2 separate regions of the Homo sapiens genome follow, and region 2 is linked to region 1. Evidence: chromatin contacts called from ENCODE Hi-C or POLR2A ChIA-PET data. All regions are on one chromosome and are shown on one strand. The core of a region is the stretch at or near the end of the contact, and the rest is flanking DNA. Distances in the headings are between cores, read along the strand shown.

Region 1 (3,574 bases), core at 470-2,969:
TATGAGAACCAAACAAAATGACATCCATAAATCACTTTGCACAGTTTCTCTTACAATGTAGATATTTAACACATGGTAGATCCCATCGACCCACAAAATAGTGAGAATTTCTGATCTTGAAAACACAATCTAGAAACTTGACCAAAAATGTCAGAAAAAATAGGCTAGTAGCTTTAGCAGAGAAGCTAAAGCAAATATGGAAACTGAGGCACATAAAAGCCTTTATCTCCACCAGGATTAATGGAGAGGCTAACCAGCAGCCTGAAGACTTAAGCTCTAGACTCAGTTTTGCCATGCATAAGATCCTTAGACAAATCTCATACCCTCTCTCTCCCTCCGTAACCTGGGAAAAGGGGATTCTGATAGTTTCCGTGCCCTTTGAAGCTCTTGAGAAGACCTGAGAAAGTGAGTGCAAATTGTACTTTGTAAACTGGACAGAAAAACATTCATCAAAAGGTCATTGCTAGATCCTAGGTAGGCAATTTATCAGATTGAGTACCATAGTCTGAAAGGGAGTCTTTTAGATCCTTCTAAGTCATTAGCAGCTTTCTATTCCACCAGTGGTAATAAGGCTAATGTTTATTGAGGGTTGACCAGGTACCAGGCATTGTGCACTGTATCTCTTTGATTCTCTTTAATATTTATAAGCAGCAGGTATTCCTATTATCCCCATTTTCCAGTTGGGGAGACTGAGGGTCATAGAGGCCAAAGGAGCTGGAAGGACATGGAGAGCTTCTCTGGTCGAGTGGTTCTCACACACTGGTCTGTGGATTTGTGCCAACCATGACAAAGCATTTACATTACAGTGGCAAAATCAGACAAACCAGGACAATACAGTGAGCTTTCCAGTTTCCCATAAGCTATGTTTATTCATTTTTAAGGCATATCCGCTATCTGAGAATCTTTTTTTGTGTTTGTTAAAACATTTTTTCTTTGGTGAAAGTGGATTGTAGTTCTTTTAAAAATATGTCCTAGTTTGGCAAAATGAAAAGCAAATTGTCCTGTGTCATTCCTGCCAATTTTTGGGTGGGGAGGGGAGTGAAATGTTACTGGTCCTTGACATTCTAAAGTCTGGGAACCCCTCATTTTCTATTGCATTGGAAGGTGATGGGAGGCTCAGCTGTTCATGTCTTCTGTAGCTGATCTGTGTGCTATTTTCCACAGGCAGAGGACGCTGTAAGGCCTTGACGGGTTATGAGCCAGGAGAAAAGGATGAACTGAATTTCTACCAGGGAGAAAGCATTGAGATCATCGGCTTTGTCATACCTGGGCTTCAGTGGTTCATTGGAAAGTCGACAAGTTCAGGACAAGTGGGCTTTGTCCCCACCAGGAACATAGATCCTGATTCTTATTCCCCAATGTGAGTATTGACAGTGAGCATGTCCTGGAGCTGGGCTCCCTTTCCCAGGGTTCCCTCCCCTCTTTGAGCAGATTTGCAGTTGAGCTTCGAGGGTGCCCTGGTGACATGGAGCCAGAAAAGCACATGCTGACACCAAGGTTGATACAGAGAGTGATAGAAAGGAGAGAATGCGTCAGTTCAGTTTATTTTAACAGGTGGTCACTGAGGACTTCCTCTGTGCAAGGAGGGAAGCAAAACTCCAAGACAAAGGGCATGCTGTTAGGCACTGAGGGTGTGGTTTTGGTACTTGGATCCTGCTACCCACACTGTCTAACCACAGGGCCCCTTCAGAGGAAGGGCACACACGGGGAGAAATAGATTAGCAGCATGCTGATCCCACATAGGGCTGGGAGGTGGGTCCCATGTAGATCTTCACTCATTCAGCTTTCAAGCTGAATGCCAATGTGTGACTTCAGCATTGGCTAGGAGGGCAGAGTGTTTCTCTTACTCTTTTCTGCCTTGAATCCAGAAAGGCTGGTTCTGAGGAGCAGACCCATCTGCCTGGCCAATCAGGAGAAGGTGATCAGCCTGCTCCACCCACCCTGTCATGGAAGGACAGAGATATCGGGTATTGCTCCATCTTTTTGGAGTGGGCTTCCTATGTGGGGATAGGAAACAGTAGAAAGCCTGGGCGCAGGAAGTACACGAGGAAAGGGAGAGTTGGCTCCTAACACTGACACAACATAGCGCCCTACACTGGGAAAATGTGGCCCCAGAAATGTCTAACGATCTGAACAGAGACTTAAATTCTTTCTCTTGTGGGAAATAGCCAATGAAGAGAGCAGACCAAGGGGCAGAAGCTCCCTGTAAGCCCTGCCCTTCGTGGGGAGAGGAGGAGACAGAAGGTTATTTTTTTTCTATGTAGAAATGTGGGAGTCCAAATAACTATAAACAAGGAAGACCACTCACTGAGCTCCTGGAGAGGTATGGAGAACTATCGGGACTTGTAAGGAAGAAAAGGATATCAAGAGAACTTCATGAAGAAGGGGACATGTGAATTAAGCTTTGCACAATGTAAAATATTTCAACAGATGTTGATGGGAAAAGAGGTCATAGGTAGGAAAGTGAGTCAGTGCTTGAAGAACGACTCATGTAGTTTGGAGGAAGTTACCAGAAGGTCACTGGTGCAGCAAAGGTGGGTCCATGCTCTGGAAACCTGGGAATGCCTGTGTGAGGGCCCTTTCCTTAACCTGGCAGAGAATGGGGAGCTACTGCATGTCTCTGAGCAAGGGTGACATATTATATGACTGGACCTTTTCTCTAGGAAATGAAACCTGGCTTTGGGGGAGGCATGCATCATCAGGGGGAATCTGGAGGCAGGAGACCAGCGAGAAGCCCACGGTGGCACTTAGAAAAGGGTGAGAATGGAGAGGAAGGCCACTGCTGAGGACCAATGGACAGGAAGTCAAAGATTCCAGGAGCTTTACAAATATGGACACCTGTGTTCTGCCTCCAGAGGCTGTTGTGTAACTGGTCTGGATGGAGGCTGGGCAATTATATTGATAAAAGCTCCCCAGGTGGGGCTGGTGGGCAACCAAGGTGAGAACATTGCTCTGAACCACCCCTTCATGTTACCACAGGGGGAACAGAGGACCCCAGGGATGAAGGAGCTGAACCCAAGGCCTTCCCTCTGGAACTTTAGAATCCTGACATTAAATCCAGTGAGCTCTCATTAAATGTCCTGGTGATTTTAAATCCTGACATGAAATCCAATACATTCTGGTGAGAAGTCCCAGTGAAAGGGAGAAAGAAAAAAGAGGATGGAAAATAGGAATGGGGGAAGAACCCTGGAGGATGCCTCCATTTACAGAGCAGAGGAAGAGAGAACGCAGAGAGGAAACAGAGGAGCCACAGAGAGGAAGAAACAAGCTGCGGGGGAGGCGGGGCTGACACCTGTGCTGTCATCAGAGAGGTACAGCAGGGCCAAGTGAGGAAAGAAAGGCCTTTGGGACTGGCCATTGGTAGGTCTTCTGGAAGCACAGTAGCTACATGGCTTACAGAGTTGTGGAGTCAGGGTCCCCAAAAGGCATTCATGACCATGTGAGTGCAGCTTGTGCCTCCACTGGCTTACCAGCTCCTTGTCTTTGGACATATTCATTTATCTCTCCATGCCTCAGTTTTCTCATCTGTAAAATGTGTAGAATGTTAGCACTTGCCTAATAGGATTGCCGTGAC
Region 2 (3,784 bases), core at 692-3,191, 530 kb before region 1:
ATGCCTGTAATCCAAGCTACTTGGCAGGCTGAGACAGGTGAATTGCTTGTACCTGGGAGGCGGAGGTTGCAGTGAGCAGAGATCGCACCATTGCACTCTAGCCTGGGCAACAAGAGGGAAACTCTGTCTCACAAAAAAAAAAAAAAAAAAAAAAAAAAAAAAAAAAATTAGAGTTTCTGACATTACAAAGCTAAGACCAGATTGTGGAATCACATGTCCTCACCAAGTCATGATGACCATGAAAGGCCCTGTCTGATCAGTAGTATAGTCTAGATCTAGGCTGTAAACCTCATAAGGGCTGGGGCTATCTTTTTTGTTCTTCATTGCAGTCCTGGCACTTAGTGCAGTGACTGGTCCAAAGTGGTATTCAATAAATAAGCCCAGTGCTTACAGCCTTAGAGACATGCCTCATGGCTATCATTGCTGGTGGCCACCTAAAAGGCTAGGTATATTTCAGTGTCTCTTGGTAGCCAGTATGCTTTTGCCCATTCATAAATATATGTTGTATAGTAGATAGTAGCACTGATCTGGAAATCTGGAAAACTGGCTCTGCCATTATTTTGACTTTGTCCCCTGCTGCCTATGCCTGTCACTCATTAAGCCACAAAATATTTACTAAATACTTATTACCCAGTGTGCTAATGCTGAGGACACAATGCAGATATAACTATAACAGGACTTATTCTCTGCTGTCATGGCTCATCGGTCCACTGGGAGAAACCAGTTTATAGCAATTATAATACAGTGAGATGGCACTATACTAGAAGGAAGAACAGGGTGCTTTGGGAGTAAATAAAAGGCCCCGTTTTTCTTATCCTGCATACATGAATTGATGTGCCCTAATTTGGTCCTTTTCATTTACCTTGTTCTGAAAGCACCACAGGTTTGCTCAATCTCCTAACACTTGCCTGGCTCCTCAAATGTTATTTTGGCCTCCTTGACTGTAGCTCCTTGCTGGGTATTTAACATCTGACTGTCCAGATTCAGCTTTCTGGCTGTGCCTGATGCTAGGCCACAGAAGGCTGGCTAGAATAACAATTACTGATCATATCCTCAAGATGGCAGCATTGTATAATCATTAAGATCACGATGTGCCATGGGTTCATTAACATACCTTGCTGTGCCATACCATGGGATCTACTAAGAGGATGTCTGGGAGTTGTTTTGTTTTTTTGAGAGAGTTTCACTCTTGTTGCCCAGGCTGGAGTGCAATGGCGCGATCTCGGTTCACGGCAACCTCCGCCTCCTGGGTTCAGGCGATTCTCCTGCTTCAGCCTCTTGAGTAGCTGGGATTACAGGCATGCACCACCACGCCCAGCTAACTTTGTATTTTTAGTAGAGACGGGGTTTCTCCATGTTGGTCAGGCTGGCCTCGAACTCCTGGCCTCAGGTGATCCACCTGCCTTGGCCTCCCAAAGTGCTGGAATTACAGGCGGGAGCCACCGCGCCCGGCCGAGGATGTCTGTTTTTATATCTTCCCTTAATCTTGAAAGAGATGAGCAGTTTCCTTCCCAGGGTGTTTTGTAGTCCTGAGATGCATAAACGGGAGAAATGAAAAAGCAGGTTCTTTGGAGTAAGAAAAATTTGAGTTCAAGTACAAGATGCAACCTTGAGTCATTTAGTGCACCTGGGCAAGTTAAGTAAGATATCTGGGCTTAAGTTGCCCTATCTAAAATTTAAAACAATGAAATTATTTTCCCAATGAAATTTTTTTATGATATAAGATAACATACGTAAGACTAATATTGTATAAAGCACTGTATAAATATTAAAGCACTTTGGGAGGCTGAGGCAGATGGATTGCTTGAGGACAGGAGTTCAAGACCAGCCTGGTCAACACAGCGAAACCCTGTCCATCTCTACTAAAAATATAAAAATTAGCCAGGCGTGTTGGTGCATGTTTACAATTTCAGCAACTCAGGAGGCTGAGGCATAAGAATTGCTTGAATCCAGGAGGCGAAGGCTGCAGTGAGCCAAGATCGCGCCACTGCACTCCAGGCTGGCCGACAGAGTGACTCTGTCTCAAAAAAAAAAAAAAAAAAAAAAAAAATTTAAACTAATTATTACCTATGCGTGGGAAAATCAATCAGTGTAGATGAAAACTCAAACTCAATATCTTCACGTTGATTAGAAGAAAGGTTCTAAAACCTTTAGAATAATCTAGAAATTTTTATCTGTTTCCTATGACACATCTGAAAGTCTACAGTGATGACCTTGTCAAAAGGAATCTTCTACACGAAGATACCAGAAGTGGTCGTGTCATAGTTGTTACACTTTCTTATTTTTGGCTTTGGACAATAATTGTAAAGTTTCTATTTCAGCTGAAAGCTTGTCTCCCTCCCCCAGGAAGGTTAGAGAAAGTCACCTTTGGCTTGAATTGCCTAATAATAACAGCAGCAGAGTATATTTCTAAGAGGTTTATGGCCTAAACAAAGTGCTCTCACATATCCTATATCAACTAGGGCAGAAGCTATGGCAATCAATGATACAGTGTAGGACACAAAAAAATACAGGCTAAGAAGAATGACAGAACTTGAAATCCTAAGCCACAAATCATCAAAACATGGCTTGCATATAGGTTAGAGGGGGCTAGAAGGTAAGTAGAAAGAGTCTTAAGTCTATCATTTGCCTGGCCTACAGAACACACACAAGGAAGCAAGATTTAGGAGCTCAGATCAGGTTCGGAGTCTGACAGGAAGCAAGAAGGGTGTAGAAAGGCTGGTGGGTAGCTAAGGTTTAAATAGGTCAATTGGCTTTAGAATCTGACAGGGAAGAGGCAGAAGAAATGAACACTGATGAAGCAGGAATAAGCAGCATTGTCTAGGAAGGATGGCTGGTGGGGACAGGAAGACAGAGGTGAGTAACCGGGATCAGACAGCTGGATCAAGGAACTGGACAGCACACCAGGAACTGCTGGGTTTGAGATTCAGACACGATGAAGATGGGTGCTGACTCTCAAAACTGTGGGAATTCAGGCACAACTGGAAGTCAGACCCTGATGGAACACCAAGCGGCAGAATTGAGATTTATTGAGCTGCAGATGAACTATGTAAATGAGCCAAGGGGGGAGGGGGATGATTTAAGTCAAATGTAAGCCTACTTAGGTAATCTCTGCTACTTTACTCCCCATTCAGATCTAGAACAGGCAGAAAGCTCTGGACAGGACATGTTCCCTGTAAAAGTAAACAGACATACATCATAGAACAGTGGTGTGGAATGTAAGGAATCCTTCTCAAAAAGCTGGTGTTCTTGGCCGGGCGCGGTGGCTCACGCCTGTAATCCCAGCGCTTTGGGAGGCCGAGGCGGGCGGATCACGAGGTCAGGAGATCAAGACCATCCTGGCTAACACGGTGAAACCCTGTCTCTACTAAAAATACAAAAAGTTAGCCGGGTGTGGTAGCCGGGTGGGCCCTGTAGTCTCAGCTACTCGGGAGGTTGAGGCAGGAGGATAGCGTGAACCCGGGAGCTTGCAGTGAGCCGAGATCGCGCCACTGCACTCCAGCCTGGGCGACAGAGCGAGACTCCGTCTCAAAAATAAATAAATAAATAAATAAAAATAATAAAAATAAAAGCTGGTGTTCTTGGGTAAGCTCTGGCTTCCTCACACCTACGATGGATACAATAGCTGCAGTTACCTAGCTCTTATACTGGCCAGGAAAAACACAAGTCAGTGAATCACAAAATACTCTATGAACTATACAGTGCCATATAAATACAAACTGACTTTTTATGCTTTGTGGATTAGGGCCCTAAAACCCAAAGTTCTTTTTTTGCCCAAAGTTCT

Evidence for each region. Hi-C counts contacts between places; a loop is a spot of excess contacts on that map. ChIA-PET counts read pairs that join two places held with the same protein, here RNA polymerase II (POLR2A). Pooled maps may share reads with other maps.
Region 2: a map with no recorded cell type shows a loop between it and region 1 (5-fold over the local background). The contact joins two enhancer-like sites. A Hi-C loop is called at or near these places in 1 of 37 single-sample maps with no recorded cell type and 8 of 50 pooled maps. POLR2A ChIA-PET finds 5 or more read pairs at or near these places in 1 of 52 experiments (H1).

Annotation. Positions count from the first base shown.
Region 1 is chr5:149,036,081-149,039,654 of GRCh38, reverse strand. SH3TC2 (SH3 domain and tetratricopeptide repeats 2) reads left to right here. Exons shown (of 17, transcript NM_024577.4): 8 at 1,165-1,360. Among named protein-coding and RNA genes, the nearest start is that of MIR584, 25 kb to the left of the region's middle. Within about 2 kb of position 1,719, at least 3 of the 41 ENCODE cell types and tissues checked have a DNase peak (open chromatin) inside an H3K27ac peak, as active enhancers do.
Region 2 is chr5:149,562,213-149,565,996 of GRCh38, reverse strand. It overlaps a transcript of ARHGEF37 not described here. Among named protein-coding and RNA genes, the nearest start is that of CSNK1A1, 13 kb to the right of the region's middle. Within about 2 kb of position 1,941, at least 6 of the 41 ENCODE cell types and tissues checked have a DNase peak (open chromatin) inside an H3K27ac peak, as active enhancers do.